2 separate regions of the Homo sapiens genome follow, and region 2 is linked to region 1. The links are chromatin loops, found by intact Hi-C in ENCODE. Cell type or tissue: Calu3. All regions are shown on one strand. Links, peaks and the distances in the headings refer to the core of each region. The heading gives the core; the rest is flanking DNA.

The links. A loop is a pair of places that touch in the nucleus more often than their neighbours do. Peaks named below come from ENCODE experiments on the same cell type or tissue, not always from the same donor. Only the 100,000 strongest peaks of a DNase experiment are listed, where the experiment ranks them.
Region 2: it touches region 1 in a loop (2.4-fold over the local background); 4 of 110 quality-filtered maps call a loop at or near these places.

Annotation. Positions count from the first base shown.
Region 1 is chr12:95,697,397-95,705,396 of GRCh38, forward strand. The region is part of intron 5 of NTN4 (netrin 4); the gene reads right to left. Among named protein-coding and RNA genes, the nearest start is that of NTN4, 89 kb to the right of the region's middle. RefSeq lists enhancers at 2,926-2,995, 3,046-3,095. In Calu3, for the core only: no CTCF peak of the experiment used is centred there; a DNase peak (open chromatin) is centred at 4,625.
Region 2 is chr12:95,644,313-95,654,844 of GRCh38, forward strand. It overlaps the pseudogene PGAM1P5. Among named protein-coding and RNA genes, the nearest start is that of USP44, 98 kb to the left of the region's middle. RefSeq lists a silencer at 9,581-9,875. In Calu3, for the core only: no CTCF peak of the experiment used is centred there; DNase peaks (open chromatin) are centred at 5,279 and 9,089.

The DNA.
Region 1 (8,000 bases), core at 1-8,000:
TGTAGTATCCTTGAGAAATTTCCTGGATAATCTGACAATATTTATCATCTTTCACACTTATTCATTAGTATCTCTCTTTTCTTGATGGTTTTTGTTGGCCTATCTGGAATATTCTCCAGTCATTTCCATCTTTCCTATACTAAGATTCCTTAGGATGAAATCAGTTCTTTAGATTCAAATACTACATGGCTATTTATCAGTAAGCAGGGCCTTACAAAACTAAAGGCTTTTACTTTTTTTTTTTTTTCAAAAAAACTAGGTTCTTTAAAAATTATTTTTGCCTTTAAAATATATATTTTATTATTTCTTCCTTTGGGTTTTGATTCTGTTGTCATTAACTGGGTCACGGTGTGTAATACAGTTCTTTGGATCTTTGCAGGTCATGGGATCTTTGTAGTCAGACTAACCTGGGTTCAAATCCCAGCCTTGGCACTGACCAGCTATGTGAACATGGGCAAATTATATACAGTCATCCCTCAACATCCGTGGATTCAGCATCCATAGAATCAACCCACTGTGGATCAAAAATATTTGAGGAGAAACCCAGTAAAAAATAGCAATACAACAATACAACTAAACACTACAGTATAACAACTATTTACACAGCATTTACATTGTATTAGGTATTATAAGTAACCTAGAGATGATTTACAGTATACAGGGGGGTGTGCATAGGTTATATGAAAATACTAAGCCATTTCATATAAGGGACTTGAGCATCCATGAATTTTGGTATCCTCGGGGATCCTGGAACCAATCCCTCGAGGATACTGTGGATGGAGGAACAGGGACAACTGTAATCAATTTAAGTCTCAGTGTCTTCATTTGTAAAATAGAAAATATAGCACATAAAGCTATAACTTAGCACATAAACATTGCTAAATTACCTACCACGAGGTCTGGTCCATGACAGCCATTCACCAAATGCTCATTCTCTTCTTTATGCACCTTCTAATTTTGTCCAGACCTTCTGAAGATTTTGATATTTTCTAATTGTTTGCTTGATTATTACATGTCCTCATCAAAAGTAGAATGGTATACTATTTATTTATTCAGTGAATTACTGCATTCCACTTTCTTCTTGGAAGACATTTTAGAGAATTTCATGACCTTGTCCACTTCTCTTCCCAAATGTGACTGATTTTTATTATCCATCAATTTGTAAAGTTTTGGCTGGGTGTAGTGGCTCCAGCCTGTAATCCCAGCACTTTAGGAGGCCAAGGTGGGAGGATCACTTGAGCTCAGGAGTTCAAGACCAGCCTGGGGAACATAGTGAGACCCTGTCTATACTAAAAATAAAAAATTAAAAAATTAGCTGGGCATGATGGCACATGCCTGTAGTCCCAGCTACTCAGAAGGCTGAGGCAGGAGAATTGCTTGAGCCCAGGAGTTTGAGGCTGCAATGAGCCATGTTCATGACACTGCACTCCAGCCTGTGCGATAGAGTGAGACTCTGCCTCAAAAAAAAAATAAAATAAAAAATAATCGTAGCTTCTCTTTTTTTGATGAATTTCAATATGTGTTATTTAATCTTTTTAAAGGATTGCCTTAGTATGATTATTATGTTATGACATATCTATTTTCTCTATTTCTCTCACTTCTTAAACTCTGGTTTTACTTCTTGGATTAAAAAAAAAAAAAAAAGCTGAGATTAAAGTTTCCCAACTATTACTGCCAAGTTACTGTTCTATTTAAAGTGTGGTTTCCACAAACAGTTACTTCATATTGATTCTATGCTGGAATCATTCACAGTTGCTTTCAATATAAAACAAGGATGTCTATGTTGTTTATATGGTATAAAATGAACTCACGTGACTTTGCCAAACCTACAATTTGAAAGAAAAAGCCCACAAGTTACTATTTGAAGAGACCTCAATAACCTTTGGGAAGGAATGGACTGGTTCACAGGCACGAGAATAAACAAATGAAAGGTGCTTATGTTTTCTTACATGTGTAATTGTGGTAAGGTATTCTGGATTTAATTAGTGTAAAAATTGTACTTGAAAGATAGACTGAAATGGAAGCATCACTATACAGGAGGTAAAATGAAATAACTGTTTAAGAGAGATCAGTGCAAACGGAAATGCAGAGACTCTTCCTGAGAGCATCATGAGAAGGGGCTATTTGAGTAGAATGTGAAGAATGGCAATAGAGACTGAGGCAAGAGAGTCATCCACCCAAAGCACCTGCATCTCCAACAGCTGAGTAGTTTTCACCTAAGCCAGAAAGAAGGAAAAAAAAAAAAAGATCTGGATGATATAACCCTTTCTTTACAAAGATAGCTGGTTCATTTGGGTAGGTAGCCATGAAACCAGATGCTATCTTGGTAAATGCTTGGTTTGGGTTTTAGGGCAGAGAGACCAAGTTTATTTTTATTCACTCTGTGCTAAAGGGCAATTGACTACATTTATTTTGGCCCATCAGGGAGGAAGGAAGGGCATGCCAATCTTTCAAGAGGTTGTTTACTTTGACAGAGAATGAATTCTGCTTTCTTTTCCATTTTCTGATTTTCCTTTTAATATGGAGAAAGACTATGTAATAGTTTAAAATATGTGTCTTGGCATAAAAGTCAATAAATTTATTGTAAAGGAATTAACTGGTTGTTTCCTAAAAGGAGTTAATTCTGTTCTACAGGCATTTCTTTAAACACCTGTTTCAAACAGTGTATTCTTCTAAAGTGAGGATTTTTTTTTTTTTTTTTTTTTTTTTTTTTTTTTTTACTTAGGGTCTCAGTCTGCCACCCTGGTTGTGTAGTGCAGTGGTGTGATCATGGCTCACTGCAGCCTCAAACTCCTGGGCACAAGTGGTCCTCCTGCCTGAGCCTCCTGAGTTGCTGGGACTACAAGTGCATACCATCATGCTCAGCTAATTAATTTTTTTTTAAAGAGAGCTTATGCTAGAGACAAGACTGCTATAAGCAGTGGTTTTCAAATGCTGAGCCAAGAGGCCAAAAGGCTGAATCAGAGTCACCAACGATGCTTTTTAAAGGAATGCAGATTTCTGTCCGGACGCCCTGTTGGAGATTCTGATTCAGTGTATTCTGGGCAGGACTCTAAGATTGCACATTTTGAGTAAGTGCTCCCTGGTGATTCTGACCCACAGCCAGGTTTGGGAACCAATGACTTGAGGTGAGAGAAGTGGGGCTGTGAAAGTGGAGGCAAGACCTTGTCCAAACCGTTCTACTTTTGACTCAGAGTCTGAGTCTGACTTCCTGATGAAAAATGACCTGAGAGTTTGAAACTGGCCGTGGTGAGAATGTTTCAACCACAGAAATTGCTAAATGGTGTGAATCAGGTCAGGGTTCCCTCCCACCACGAACCCTGCCGCAAAAGCCAGTACACAATTATCTAGGAAGGTTATTCTCTTTTTTCTTTCTTTCTTTTTCTTTTCTTCCCTTTCTTTTTTCTTTCTTTCTTTCTTTTTTTTTTTTTTTTTGAGACAGAGTCTCCCTCTGTTGCCCAGGTTGGAGTGCAGTGGTGCAATCTTGGCTCATTGCAACTTCTGCCTCCTCGGTTCAAGTGATTCTCCTGCCTCAGCCTCCCAAGTAGCTGGGACTACAGGCGCCCTCCACCATTCCCAACTAATTTTTGTATTTTTAGTAGAGACAGGGTTTCACCATGTTGGCTAGGCTGGTCTTGAACTCCTGACCTCAGGTGATCTGCCCACTTGGCCTCCCAAAGTGCTGAGATTACAGGTGTGAGCCACCACCCCTGCTGTCACATTTTAAAAATATGCCTGCTATAGAAAAATCTACCTGTGTTATAGGTTACCAAAGTCACATAGGTGACTTTAAAGGTTTCAAGTGAGTTACTCTAAAAGAGACTATCCACTTTTTGAACAGAGAGATGAGATTCCTCAAAGTACCTCAGTACACAGTGAGAATTACATTCCCCTTTTTCCTTCTGTGCCTGAGCAACGAGTCACTTTGAGCCTCCATTTCTGTTCTCAGCCCTAGGTTCAGCTGGAGAGATTCATGTTTTCCCTTGTGTTTACAGACCTTAAATGCACTGTCCTTTCAAAAATTTTTTTTTCCTAAGCTGTAGAAATAAATTCAGTTTCAGTGATCTCCCCAGTCTTAAAAAAACAAACAACATCCCTGGAATCCTCAGAAGTGATTTCTTGGCATGGTAATGTGTAGTTGATTGTGCTGGGTCCAACAGTAGACTCTGATTAAGGTTGAAATAAAGAGGAAGTGAGAACAGGGATGATTTAATTGCTCACAAGAAATAAATCTATTGGCTAGAAGATTTGGTTCAGGGCCTCGTTTCTTCAGGTTTGATGAATTTATAACCATTAAGTAAAAATGTACACATAAAACCATAGCATTTAGCATGGTGCTTCTCAGGAGAGTGGGAGGAAAAATCTCCTAGAACATTCGTGGAACCAGTAAGTCCTTGGCTTAACCTGGCAGGAAACTAGCTACCTAACTGCAAACAAAACCCCAAGATTAATGCCATCAATATTTGTTGAATGAATCAACATGCCCAGGTACGTATTTTATTACATGTATCATAGATGCTGTGAGGAAGAACATCATCAATTTGTTTCATTTTCTAGATCAACTCATTAAAAATGACTGAGATTAGAAAGCTGGACAAACTGGCTGGGCGCGGTGGCTCACGCATGAAATCTCAGCACTTTGGGAGGCCGAGGAAGGTGAATCACTTGAGGTCAGGAGTTCGAGACCAGCCTGGCCAACATAGGGAAACCCCGTCTCTACTAAAAATACAAAAATTAGCTGGGTGTGGTGACGAGCACCTGTAATCCCAGCTGCTCGGGTGGCTGAGGCAGGAGAATCATTTGAACCTAAGAGGCAGAGGTTGTAGTGAGCCAAGATTGCGCCATTGCACTCCAGCCTGGGCAACAGGGAGAGACTCCGTCTCAAAAGAACAAAAAAAAAACAAAAAAAAAGAAAAAAAAAAAAAGAAATCAGGACAAACTGTATTTCAGCAATTTTACAGGAAAAAACAGAAACAGCCATCTAAGAAGTAGGGAGGGATCTTTTCAAGGAAGTCTTCCCTAAATTGTCCTCACTCACCCCCACACTCTCCCTAAGGCACTTGCTGTATCTTTTTCATTGCACTTTCCTCTTGTAAAATGGGTGGTAATAATGTTACCTACATTGAAGTGCTTTAGTGAAAGTTAAAAAAGTGAAAACATACACAGCCCTTTGAATAGTGACCAGAAAATAGTATGCACTCAATATACGTCAGCAATTACTATGATATTGTCATCATCATCACCACCACAGAGTACTGAAATGATCTATTATTATACATTTCTCCTCATCTAGAATGTAACATCTCTTAGGGAAGATCTTCTGATTTTCACAGACTTAATGTTGGCACAGGGGAAGCACTCAATAAATGTTTTCTGAACTAAACTGAGCTACAACTTATGTGCTTCTAGTAAATTTATCTCAACTGTTGCTTCAGGTTTTCAATGGTTTTTTTTTTTTTTGGTTTTTTTTTTTTTTGAGACATAGTCTTGCTCTGGAGGCTCCCAGGCTGGAGTGCAATGGCGCAATCTTGGCTCACTGCAACCTCTGCCTCCCAGGTGCGAGCGATTCTCCTGCCTCAGCCTCCTAAGCAGGTGGGATTACATGTGCCTGCCACCATGCCTGGCTAATTTTGTATTTTTAGTAGAGACGGAGTTTCACCATGTTGGCCAGGCTGGTCTCGAACTCCTGACCTCAGGTGATCCACCGGCCTTGGCCTCCCAAAGTGCTGGGATTACAGGTGTGAGCCACCACCCCTGGCCCAGTTCTAACTTTTGAGAAGATAAAAACTGGAAAAGAAGAGAGAGAAGAAGAAAAGGGCTGTCATATGTTCATTGCTGGCAGTCCAATAGACTAGATTGCCCAAGCCTAGTTAATATTATGTTTATGATTATTTCACTGATAGAAATGTAAGGTTCATTATTTCCTTGGTACGCATTTGTAGGCTCTAGCACTTGGAAATGGGGAACAAATATATAGAAAAAAATCTTCTAGCGTGTGTCTTCCCAAGTAAAGTCTTCATATAGATATGGCCAGTATAACAACATTTTCCAGTGTGTGCTATAGAACACGGGTCCCAAAAGATGCTTTGAAAGAAAAGCATTCTCTGGTTAAATTGGAGAGATGTCAAAACTCCGAAACAGGTTTATAATAAACATTAGCATATTAGGCTCTGAGACATACTGAAGTGAAGAAACCTTTGATTAATTTATTTCCTAAATTTGAAGGCCATAGCAAAATTTCCCCTCACATAATTTCTATTAACATTTCATAGAATTAGAACTCTGCAGATCAAACTCTGGAAAATGCTGTACCACAGAAACATATTTATTCAGATTTCCATTTTTTCTCAGTAAACCTCTACATAATTTATTCTAAAATATTCTAAGCCTATATGCACACAAATAGAGATGTAAACCTTCGTTAATTTGGATGTTTGCTTAACTAGGCTGTTCTGGCTAACTCTGAAAAATTTAACTGTAAATTAAGTGCATAGAACCCTTGTTGAAAAGCATTCAAGAGCACTCTCAACCTTAAAAAAAAATTTTTAAGAGATGGGAAATTTCTCTGCTGCCCAGGCTGGAGTGCAGTGGCGTGATCCTAACTCACTGCAGCCTCGAATTTTGGAGGCTCAAGTGATCCTCCCTCCTCAGCCTCCTGAGGAGCTGGGATGTCAGCTGTGTGCCATCATGCCTGGCTACTCTGAACCTTTAATATGATTCAATAGCTCTGGGGTAGGATCAGAGGTTCTGAATTGCTAATCAGCAACCAGATGATGCCAATGCGGCTGGTCTGCAGACCACACACAGAGTAGCAGTTTGCTTTTCTGCCTTGGTAAGCTCAGTAAAATAAATATAATAAAATTGTTATTTTGAATAACATTGTACTTGTTGTTGATGGAACCACATACTGAAATAGTTTAAATTTTTAAAATATCAACTTGTTTTCTTGATACTACCTTCCTCATAAAAGTAAAGTGGGAAATAATGGGGGGAAAACATCTAGCTATAAGAATATCGCTGTCAGCACCTCACATGAAATCTGGTAATTATAGGTACTTAATAAATGTTAAATATGTTAACTTATTTGTCATAAGCTTTATTATCAGTTATAACTGAAGCAGTGACAAAGAGGTGACATAGGGATACATCTACTAAGGAGGGAATTAATGATATGAAAATATTACTAAAGAGTAATGAAAATGCTCTCAAACATACTCCTAATCAAACAACGTAGGTAGAGAGTACGTAGGTAGAGAGAACTGGATGTGCTGATAAATGTTGGGATCTACTGCAGGCTCAGAAAAAGAGAAGAACCAGAGTAATATTCTGGAAGCAGATGCCAGTAAGGAAACGTAAGCTAGGGAAGCAGACACAGGCATCTCTGCCCCAAATGTATCCTGGAATAGTCACAAAGCGAATGGAGATAGGCTTTCCTAGGGAAGCCTACCCAGGGATCGGGGAGCTGTCTGGAGAGGGAAAGAAAGAAATACAGATCTTCCCTATGAACCCATCTACCTCCTATACATTATGCTAAAAGAACTAAATTGGTGTTGGTTATTTTCATAATTTTCCTACTTGGTGCATTAAGTACCATCCAAGTATTTGTTAACTAGGAATGATTACTAATATGACTTAGTAGTAGTAGTTTTTAGCTTCAAGTTTTTCAGTAGCCAGATGTAGCTGAATCCATAACAACATATAAGGGGATCAGAAACTTGTTACAATTATGTTAGAATTACAGACAAATATGTTACAATTACCTTATTATGTTTCAGGGCAATTTTTTTTTTAAGAGTATCTTAATGTGGTCTTGATGGAGTTTTCCTTGAAATGACTTTGGAGCCTTTGGTCTTCTGGTACTTGGGTATTATCTATAAATATACATGGCTATATCTATAAATATCAACCAGGCAATTATAGTAGATGACGCACATGGACTGATTATCAACTACTTGTTGGTAGTTCAACTCGAGAGTTACTCTTGCTCCCTGACTGAGATG
Region 2 (10,532 bases), core at 1,469-9,468, 52 kb before region 1:
TTCCTCTCCTTCCTCTCCTTCCTTCCTCCTTCTTCTCCTTCCTTGCCCCTTCTTCTTCTCCTTCCTTCCCCCTTCTTCTTCTCCTTCCTTCCCCCTTCTTCTCCCCCTTCCTTCCCCCTTCTTCTCCCTTCCCCTTATTTTCTGCCTTCCCCTCTTCCTCCTGCTCCTCCTCCTCCTTCTGGAGTCTCACTCTGTTGCCCAGGCTGGAGTGCAGTGATGCTATCACTGCTTACTGCAGCTTTGAGCTCCAGGGCTCAAGCCATCCTCCCACTTCAGCCTCCCCAGTAGGAGGGACTACAGGTGCACAACACCATGCCCAGCTAATTTAAGTTTTTTTTTTTTTTTTTTTAAGACAGAGTCTTGGCCGGGCATGGTGGCTCACGCCTATAATCCCAGCACTTTGGGAGGCCGAGGTGGGCCAATCACTTGAGGTCAGGAGTTTGAGGCCAGCCTGGCCAACATGGTGAAACCCTGTCTCTACTAAAAATACAAAAATATTAGCCAGGTGTGTTGGCGCATGCCTGTAATCCCAGCTACTTGGGAGGCTGATGCAGGAGAATCACATGAACCAAGAAGGCGGAGGTCACAGTGAGCCGAGATGGTGGCACTGCACTCCAACCTGGGCAACAGAGCGAGACTCCATCTCCCAAAAAAAAAAATAATAAAAAATAAAATAAAGACAGTCTCACTATATTGCCCAGGCTGGTCTCAAACTCCTGGCTTTAAGTGATCCTCCCACCTCAGCCTCCCAAGGTACTGGGATTACAGGTGTGAGCCACCACGCCTGGCCTCAGGGACAATTTTTTTTCTTTTTTTTTTTTTTTTTTTTGAGACGGAGTCTTGCTCTGTCACCCAGGCTGGAGTGCAGTGGCGTGATCTCGGCTCACTGCAAGCTCCACCTGCTGGGTTCATGCCATTCTCCTGCCTCAGCCTCCTGAGTAGCTGGGACTGCAGGTGCCCGCCACCATGCCTGGCTAATTTTTTTGTATTTTTAGTAGAGACGGGGTTTCACTGTGTTAGCCAGGATGGTCTCGATCTCCTGACCTCATGATCCGCCTGCCTTGGCGCCCAAAGTGCTGGGATTATAGGCATGAGCCACTGTGCCCTGCCTTTTTTTTTTTTTTTTTTGACAGAGTCTCGCTCTGTTGACCAGGCTGGAGTGCAGTGGCATGATCTCAGCTCACTGCAACCTTCACCTCCCAGGTTCAAGTGATTCCCCTGCCTCAGCCCTCTGAGTAGCTGGAATTACAGGTGCCTGCCACCATGGCCCGCTAATCTTTGTATTTTTAGTAGAGATGGGGTTTCACCATGTTGGCCAGACTGGTCTTAAACTCCTCACCTCAAGTGATCCACCCACCTCAGCCTCCCAAAGTGTTGGGATTACAGGCGTAAGCCACTGTGCCTGGCCTCAGGAACACTTCTTAATGATTTTTTTTTCTTGCCTTAAGAAAACTTGAAGCAACTTCTTTTGTTAGTCTTTTTAGTCTTCTCCCTTCCTTCACTATTGTTGTTATTATTTTAGAGTCAGGGTCTCACTCTGTCATCCAGACTGGAGTGCAGTGGCATGATCATAACTCACTGCAACCTCAAAGACTCCTGAGCTCAAGGGATCCTTCTACCTCAGCCTCCAGAGTAGCTGGGACTGTAGACATGCACCACCACACCTGGCTAATTTTTAATTTTTTTTTTTTTTTTTTTTTTTTGAGACAGAGTCTTGCTCTGTTGCCCAGGCTGGAGTGCAATGGCGTGATCTCGGCTCAGTGCAAACTCCGCCTCCCAGGTTCAAGCAATTCTCCTGTCTCAGCCTCTTGAGTAGCTGGGATTATAGGCACCCACCACAATGCCTGGCTAATTTTTGTATTTTTAGTAAAGACAGGGTTTCACCATGTTGGCCAGGCTAGTTTCAAACTCCTGATCTCAGGTGATCTGCCCACCTCGGCCTCCCAAAGTGCTGGTATTACAGGCGTGAGCCACCACGCCCAGCCTTAAATTTTTTTTTTTAGAGATTGGATCTCGCTTTGTTGCCTAGGCTGGTCTCAAACTCGTGGGCTCAAGCAAGCCTCCTGCCTCAGCCTCCCAAAGTGCTGGGATTATAGGTGTGAGCCACGCGTCTGGCCCTCCCTTCCTTTATAGAGGAAGAAATAGGCAAAGAAAAGTTAGGAGGTAAGCAGGAAGCGAGTCTTCTTAAATGGAATCATAGGTGAGTTTGAGATTTACAGGAGAGGCTCAAACGGGTGATTTGGAGGATGCACCTGGGCCCAGAAAAAGACACAAGAACATCTGGCTGTCTGGACTGTATAAAGGAGTGAAGACTTCTCTTTACAACAACCATAAATAGTTTTGGATGTGAATTTCTGAAGCTTAAGGAACAAAATATTCAGCAAAATCTCTGGGTCACAGATGATTGGCTCCTTGCTCTGGAATAGCAATGCTTAATGTTGAGAAGCTTCAAACCTTTGAAATCTGTCATTGCCCAAAGCCTGAGAATAACTCACTAAATCCCAGGTTGACCTCCCTATAGCATCAGCTTGCAGTTCATGACAAATAAGGCAGGGAGAGAATTTATAGAGTTAATTACTAGGCTTGGTTCTATTAAATGTGCAAAGCACACATGCAAGGGGCTGGAGCTTTGACATGAGTGGAGAGACTTGAATTCTTTCGCAGCTGGAATGTGCCGGAACTTCCCAAAGGCTTGAAAGAATGCCTAGAATTTATTTTTTCTTTTATGGTCACTGTTATTTCTCACAGAGGCAAGTGAATCTTCCCAAGCTACCATGACGGGAGTCGAGGAGCTCCTGGCAGGCTTGTGGGGAACAAAGCCAGCCAGCTCTCCATGGCTTGGGCGGGCAGGGATCCCTGACTTTCTCTCACATGGGGGGCCGACAGGAGCTGTTGTAAATCTTTAAAGCCAAAAGGAAAATTAACGAGCGCAGCACAGAGCAGGACCTTGTCAGCTCGGTAATGGGTGGTGGGAGGAAGAATTCTGCTGCTTCCTCCTGGGCATTAAGTGTAACTCAAAAACTCCTGTTTTGTGGCCATTGTCCAATTATAACAGCTTTCTACTCTGGAGAATTTAGTCATTGACTGCTTTCAAGTCACCTGGGGGAAAACAGTATTCAATACGATCAAGAGGATGAGGTCTCTTGTTCTGAATTTTCCCTTTAGTGATGGAAACAAAATACTTCTCTGAATCCATTTAGGGCATTGAGCACTCCCAAAAGAAGCCCTACAATGGAGAGAAAGAGCGGGGATTATTAGAGAGATCTTCTGAAGGACCTCCCCCACTAGAATGGAGAGTGTAGAATGCAGAGTAGGGATTTTGTGTCATGCGCTGCTATATCTCCAGAACCTAGAACTGGTCCTATCGCACAGGAGGCTGACAAGAAATAGGTGCTAAAGTAACGAATGAAGATCTACAATCCAACAAATGACACTGTTCGGGAGCTCAGAGCTTTAAAGCAGTGTGATGTAGTTGCAGGAGCGTAGGGTGTGGAATCAGGCAGATATAGTGTTGTTGGATTGTAGATCTTCATTTGCTCATTTAGCACCTATAGGTTTATTCATTAACTTAACACCTATAGGTTTTGGCTCTGCTAGTTTGCTAGCTGTCTGGCCTATGGCAAGTTACTTTACTCCCCTTAATCTCGTGGTCTTCATCTGTAAAATGAAATAATAATCCCAACTTCAAAGTTGTTCTGAGGATTCCTTGAGATGATGACTGTGATGGTGTTTGACACTCTGAAAATGCTGATCCCAACCCTATCTCTCCTTAAATCATGTCAGTTCAGTAAGGAATTTACATAATGAACTATCTATTCAGTGGGAGAGTTAGAAAGCGGAAGCATCTGTTTATTGCCACAAAAATTTATAGATTAAGTTTGGGCAACATAGGGAGAACCTATATCTTCTTAAAAAAAAAAAAATTATCCGGGCATGGTGGCAAATGCCTGTAGTCCCAACTACTCGGGTGGGAGGATCACTTGAGCCACCGGGGGTCAAGGCTGCAGTGAGCTGTGATCTTGCCACGGCATTCCAATCAAGATGATAGAGCGACACCCTGTCTTAAAAAAAGTTGATAGTTTATACATTTATTTATTCATTTACAGATCTGTAGATTACAAATTACTCGTGATGTCTTAAGGTATTTGTTGTTTTGTTCTTACACGTGTGTTATTTTGTGTTTACAAAAGGAAAAGACATTTCATAAAGCTATTGAATCCCGAAAAGTCAACTTTAATTTTATTTTTATTTTTTGAGGCAGGGGCTCACTCTGTTGCCCAGGTTAGAGTTAGGTGGCGTAATAATGGTTCACTGCAGCCACGATCTTCCGGGCTCAAGCAATCCTCTTACCTCAACCTCCCAACTAGCTGGGACCATAGGTGCGTGGCACCATGCCCGGCTAATTTTTAAATTTTTTTGATTAATTAAGTGGGATCTCCCTATGCTACCCAGGCCAGTTTTGAACTCCTAGGGTCAAGGGATCCTCCTGCCTCAGCCTCCCAAAGTGCTGGGATTATAGATGTAAGCCTGAACAATATGAGGCTTTAAACACTACTTCTCAAAGAGCCTTAGCCAGTTCTGGTAGGATAATAACCTCGGGGCAAGTGAAAACTTGGAGAGGCAGGTTGTTCCTAAACTTAATCTTCTCTCTTGAAGCATTTGGTGAAACCTATAAAATTTGGGGGCGTGCAAATTAAGTGTACTTGTAAATATGGTCTGAAAAAATGCATTCACTGTATTTTTGCTTCCCACTGTTTAGTATAACATTTATCAGAGAGGCAGAAAACATGCGGATAAAAATATCCAGTTGTGTATTCTCAGTTGGTATCAAAAGCTAGGTCACTGAAGGTCACTGCCCAGCAAGTCCCCATGTGTAAGAGAGTGTTGGTATGTAAGAGTGTTTCTGATGTTAAGGAATTCTGTTTGCTGTGATGCGAGTTGTGTACATCTCCTTGATTTTTCTCCCCATATGTAACCAAAAAAATGCTATCCTGGATTTTATTTCTCTTTCACAGGAATGGGAAGGAAAAGTGTGGAGTCCGTGTGGATTTCTCTTATTTTATCTGTGGCTTGAATGTACATTTCTGAGAGAGGGTAAGTGAATCCACTCTCCATGTTTTCCTTTCTCAATGTTACTTCCTGTTCACCTTTCTCCTTATTCTTAAGCCTCTGAGGGTTACAATGGGGTGTGTGTGCAGGACTGCTACTGCCTAAGGGAAAATTACAAAGCTGCCTAGGCAGCCTGATTTATGAGGCATTGAAAGGCACATCTGACCAAAAATATCCCCACCACTGGCCTGCCACCAGTGCCTGAAATACCTATGATTAGAATCACCCATTAAAATGTTTTCTGCAGGCCGGGCATGGTGGCTCACGTCTGTAATCCCAGCACTATGGGAAGCCGAGGCGGGCGGATCACCTGAGGTCAGGAGTTGGAGACCAGCCTGGCCAACATGGTGAAACTCCATCTCTACTAAAAATACAAAAATGAGCCGGGCGTGGTGGCGGGCGCCTGTAATACCAGCTACCTGGGAGGCTGAGGCAGGAGAATCGCTTGAACCCAGGGGGTGGAGGTTGCAGTGAGCTGAGGCTGAGGTTGCTCCACTGCACTCCAGCCTGGGTGACAGAGTGAGACTATCTCAAAAAAAAAAAAAAAAAGAAAGAAAAAAAAGTTTGCAGACATGCCTGGCTTCTTTGGGTCATGAAGGCATTGTGTTAGGAGAAAATTGGGAAGTGGGAAAGTGGGAAAGTATTGCATTATAATGATTTATATTATGAACCTATCAATCTCTTGGTCAAGAGTAACATCTTGATAAGTAAGTAGACTGAGGCTGGAGGGAAAGTTGGGAGTTGAGAGCTTTGTCCAGCATCTTGGTGTACACCCTGTGCAGGATGAAGTCGACAGGTAGCTGGGGAGAGATTGTACAAAGTGGATTGAGGGGTAGAGATAGCAAAGACAAATTTAGGTATTTCACAGGTCTATACAAGGCCAGGTTAGGAAGTAAGGGTACATAATTGCCAGAGGAATCTCCTTTCTGACTGACTTTAAGGAATCTCTCTTACCGACTCTACAGGGCTGTTATGTGAGGTTCTTTCAATTTTCCTTTTCCATCATCTTAGTTTTGGGGTAACCATAACAGGACTAATGATTCTGTTATTCATAAAATAATATTTGTGACAAAGGCCAAGTAGATTCATATCCGACAAATCCAAGTGGATTTGTCGAGTCTATTCTGTAAAAGTGTCCAGAGCAGTGCTTCTCAAAGTCTTGTCTGTAGACCACCTCTATCTGAGTTACCACAGGTGCTTATGAAAATCTCCCTCCCCGGGCCCCATCTAGACCTTTGGAAACAAGACTCTCTGAGGTAGAGGCCTGGGTCTCTGCATTAAAAACAGCTGTGGGGCCGGGCGCGGTGGCGCACGCCTGTAATCCCAGCACTTTGGGAGGCCGAGGCGGGCGGATCACGAGGTCAGGAGATCGAGACCGTCCTGGCTAACACGGTGAAACCCCGTCTCTACTAAAAATACAAAAAATTAGCCGGGCGTGGTGGTGGGCGCCTGTAGTCCCCGCTACTCGGGAGGCTGAGGCAGGATAATGGCGTGAACCCGGGAGGCGGAGGTTGCAGTGAGCCGAGATCGTGCCACTGCACTCCAGCCTGGGCCACAGATTAAGACTCGGTCTAAAAAAAAAAAAATCAATTTTAGTATATGGTAAAAGTAATGGGTTTCCCTAATTTCCTGGTTACCATTGTTTACGGTTTCTGTATTATTTCACCTTCTGTAGCTTTTCTGGCTCTTCAAACACAATTAACAGCAGGAAAATTAGATGGAAAATTTTTGTAATAAATATTCAGAAATACCTTACATAAATCATGGTGTCTAGCAATGGAAGAATTGATTAACTGAATATATTCTACCTTGAAATATTCTGCATATTTTTACTAGAACAAACTGCCTTTTTTTATTTTTATTTTTTAATTTGAGACAGAGTTTTGCTCTGTTGCCCAGGCTGGAGGGCAGTGGTGTCATCTCAGCTCACTGCAGCCTCCACCACCTGCAAACTGCCTTTTTCTAGCTGTTGCTTTCCTTGATTCTCTTATATCATTATCTTTTGTTTCCTGCCCCTATCTCCCTCCCCTTGGTTGACAAAGTGCCTACATTCTCTATTTTTTCCCATTTCCTTGTCTCTCTCTGGTGTAATTCCTTCTCATTCATCTTGCAAGCAGAATTTCTCTATACAGCAAAGGTCAGAGCTGACAGGACTGATCTGAAATGCTGTTGAATTTCATAGTTGCTCATTCAAGATCATTACTGATACATGCAAAAGTGGACCTTCTGCCAAAATCGACCTCAGAAAATCAGACCAAGAGGAAAAGGGCAAAGGTAAAGAAGAGACTCTTGCTGGGCAGCGGCTGATGCCTGTAATCCTAGCACTTTGGGAGGCTGAGGAGGGAGGATTGCTTAAGCCCAGGAGTTCGAGACCAGCCTGGGCAACATAGCCAGAACCCAGTCTCTACAAATAATTAAAAAACAATCAGCTGGGTGTGGTGGCGTGCATCCAGCTGGGACCACAGGCTACTCAAGAGGCTGAGGCAAGGGGATTGCTTGAGTCCAGGAGGTTGAGGCTGCAGTGAGCTGTGATCACGCCACCACACTCCGGCCTGTGTGACAGAGTGAGACCTTGTCTCGAAAAAATTAAAAAAAAAAAAAAAAAAAAAAAAAAGAAGGGACTCTTACCATTTCCATTTCCTCTTAATATAAATGACATTAGGCAGCATTACTCTGATGGCGCTGTAACCATAGGAAGGAGTAGAAAATGACACAGCCACATAGTGGTATGATAGAATACATTACAATTTGGAGTGTGTAAAAAAAAAACCGGAAGAAAATGCTGATTTTCAATTCTCTTCCCTCAACTAAAGAAACAGGCGTGAAGGAAAATGGTGCAGTTGGCATTATCTCACATGGACTCCTTTCTAAATGCAAGAATGCCCTTTTAGGAGCTGAAATATGAACACTGTGAGTTAGAATGCATGGGTTCAAATTCAGACTTCACAATTATTATCTGACTGTCCTTGAACAATTTAATCAGTCTCCTGCACCTCTGTTTCTTCCTCTGAGAAATGGGAATAATAATAGCATGCACCTCAGGGGTGGTTAGGAGCATAAAATGGGGATAACACCTGTAAAGCACTAAGAAAAGTGCCTTGCATGTAGTAAACTCTTAATTGCTGCTTGCTAGCATTGATATATTTTTTCTTTTTTGAGACAGTGTCTTGCTCTGTTGCCCAGGCTGGAGTATGGCGGCAAGATCATGGCTCACTGCAGCCTCGACCTCCTGGGCTCAAGTGATCCTCACCTCAGCCTCCTGAATAGCTAGGACTATAGGCACACACCACCATGCCCTGCTAATTGTTTTATTTTTTTGGAGAGACGTGGTCTCACTATGTTACCCAGGCTGGTCTCGAACTCCTGAGCTCAAGCAATCCTCTCACCTTGGCCTTCCAAAGTGCTGGGATTATTTTTTATTCACCAAGTTTGAAATCTTTGGTAGTGTCCTAGCTGAGGAGGCATCCAGGGAGTTTCTGGGCAGAATAGTTAACCGATACTGTGAAAATCTGCTAACAGTGGTTGTTTTGCTTTTTGGGAAGCAGCGTTCCTTGTCTGGCTGCTGTTCCCCCCTGGTCACATGGGCACACTATGATTAAATCATTCCTAGTAAATCTTGGATATTCTTGGATTTAATAATAAATTAATTACTAATGATCACACTTTGGAACATGTTTCCCTGCCTGTGACATACTAAGAAACTAGAAACGTATTCAGCATTTACCAAAACACTCTTCCTTTTTTTTTTTAAGACAGGGTCTCACTCTGTGGCCCAGGCTGGAGTGCAGTGTTGCAATTATGGCCTTGATCTCCCAGGCTCAAATGATCCTCCCACCTCAGCCTCCCAGGTAGCTGGGATTACAGGCATGCACCACCACACCCAGCTAATTTTTTGTGGGTTTTGTAGAGATGAGGTCCTCCTATGTTGCCGAGGCTGGTCTTAAACTCTTGGGCTCAAGTGATCCGCCCACCTTGGCCTCACCAAGTACTGGCATTACAGGCGTGAGTCACCGCACCTGGCCAAAACCCTCTCTTAATGGAACATACATCTCACATTCTGGAAATATCTATTATCCCAGTGCATATTTCTTTCTTTCTCATGACTAACATTCTGCTTTTTTAGTTATTCACATACATAAACTGACTGATAATAAATCTGGGAATTTGTCATTTAAAAAAATGCACATTTCAAACACAATCAGTAATCCTCAAACAGTAGAGACATGTTTACATTTCTTTGGTTAAAGTGTAGGAACACAGGGACTAGGGAATCATTTTTTAAAAAGTATTTTCAGACAAATCATTTTCTGAGAGACTTAAAAAAAGAAACTGTCAGTCATTTGAGGCATACCCTTTTGCTTCTATTCCATTTTTATCATACCAATCTCTCTTGCAAAATTGATGTTATTCATAAATGTTTTCCTTCCAAACTGTGGGAAATAAGATGTGAGTTTGGCCCTTTGATAAAGTTAGGCTCAGGGACTGCTTATCATTGAAACAATGAGCACAAAAGCGATTCAGTCCTGGGACTTCTCACAAAACTCAGCGGGCCAGGCGGTGCTCACTCTTGTTCTCAGGCATTCCAGGGGAGTGGCAGAGGGACAGCCAGCACGAGACATTTTCAAGGTTGTTTTTCCCACCCTTTAGAATTGGTAAATCTCCGATCGTTTAGAAAAGGATTTGTTTTGCAAGAACCTAAAGTGTCCCCAAGAACTATGTTTACCCATAATAGGCCTTGCTCTCTGTTTAACAGAGCCAGATGGACACTGCTATTTGGCTCATGGTCATATCCCCACAGATTTGACCTCATTTAGAGGACACTATTAAAAGATTATCCTATTATTGAGAATTTCCATTGCATCAAATAGCAAATATTAGTAAGATTCCTCTACAGGGAAAATGATGTAAGAAGAGGGTAAGACTGTGTTGACCTCAGGCAAATCACATGGATAGGTATGTGGCAATTATGAAACTCAGTGCTGACTAATAAAGCCCAGCGGCACACAGAGTAAAGGTCCAGGAGCAGAGACTTTCCCAGTAGCTCTCGAAGGAAGTGTTGAGGTTCCACTGAAGCCATAGATGGAAATCTTATTTGACTCCGTTGCCTTAGTACCAAGATGGTTATTTTGAAAGAGGCTAAGGAGGAGAAAGTGCATGTAGCAGGATGGCAGGATGGGATGTGGGGATGATGGGATGATGGGATGTTGGGATGATGGGATGATGGGATGATGGGATGATGGGATGTTGGGATGACGAGATGTTGGGATGTTGGGATGTTGGGATGTTGGGATGATGGGATGATGGGATGTTGGGATGACGAGATGTTGGGATGTTGGGATGTTGGGATGTTGGGATGATGGGATGATGGGATGTTGGGATGATGGGATGTTGGAATGTTGGGATGATGGGATGATGGGATGTTG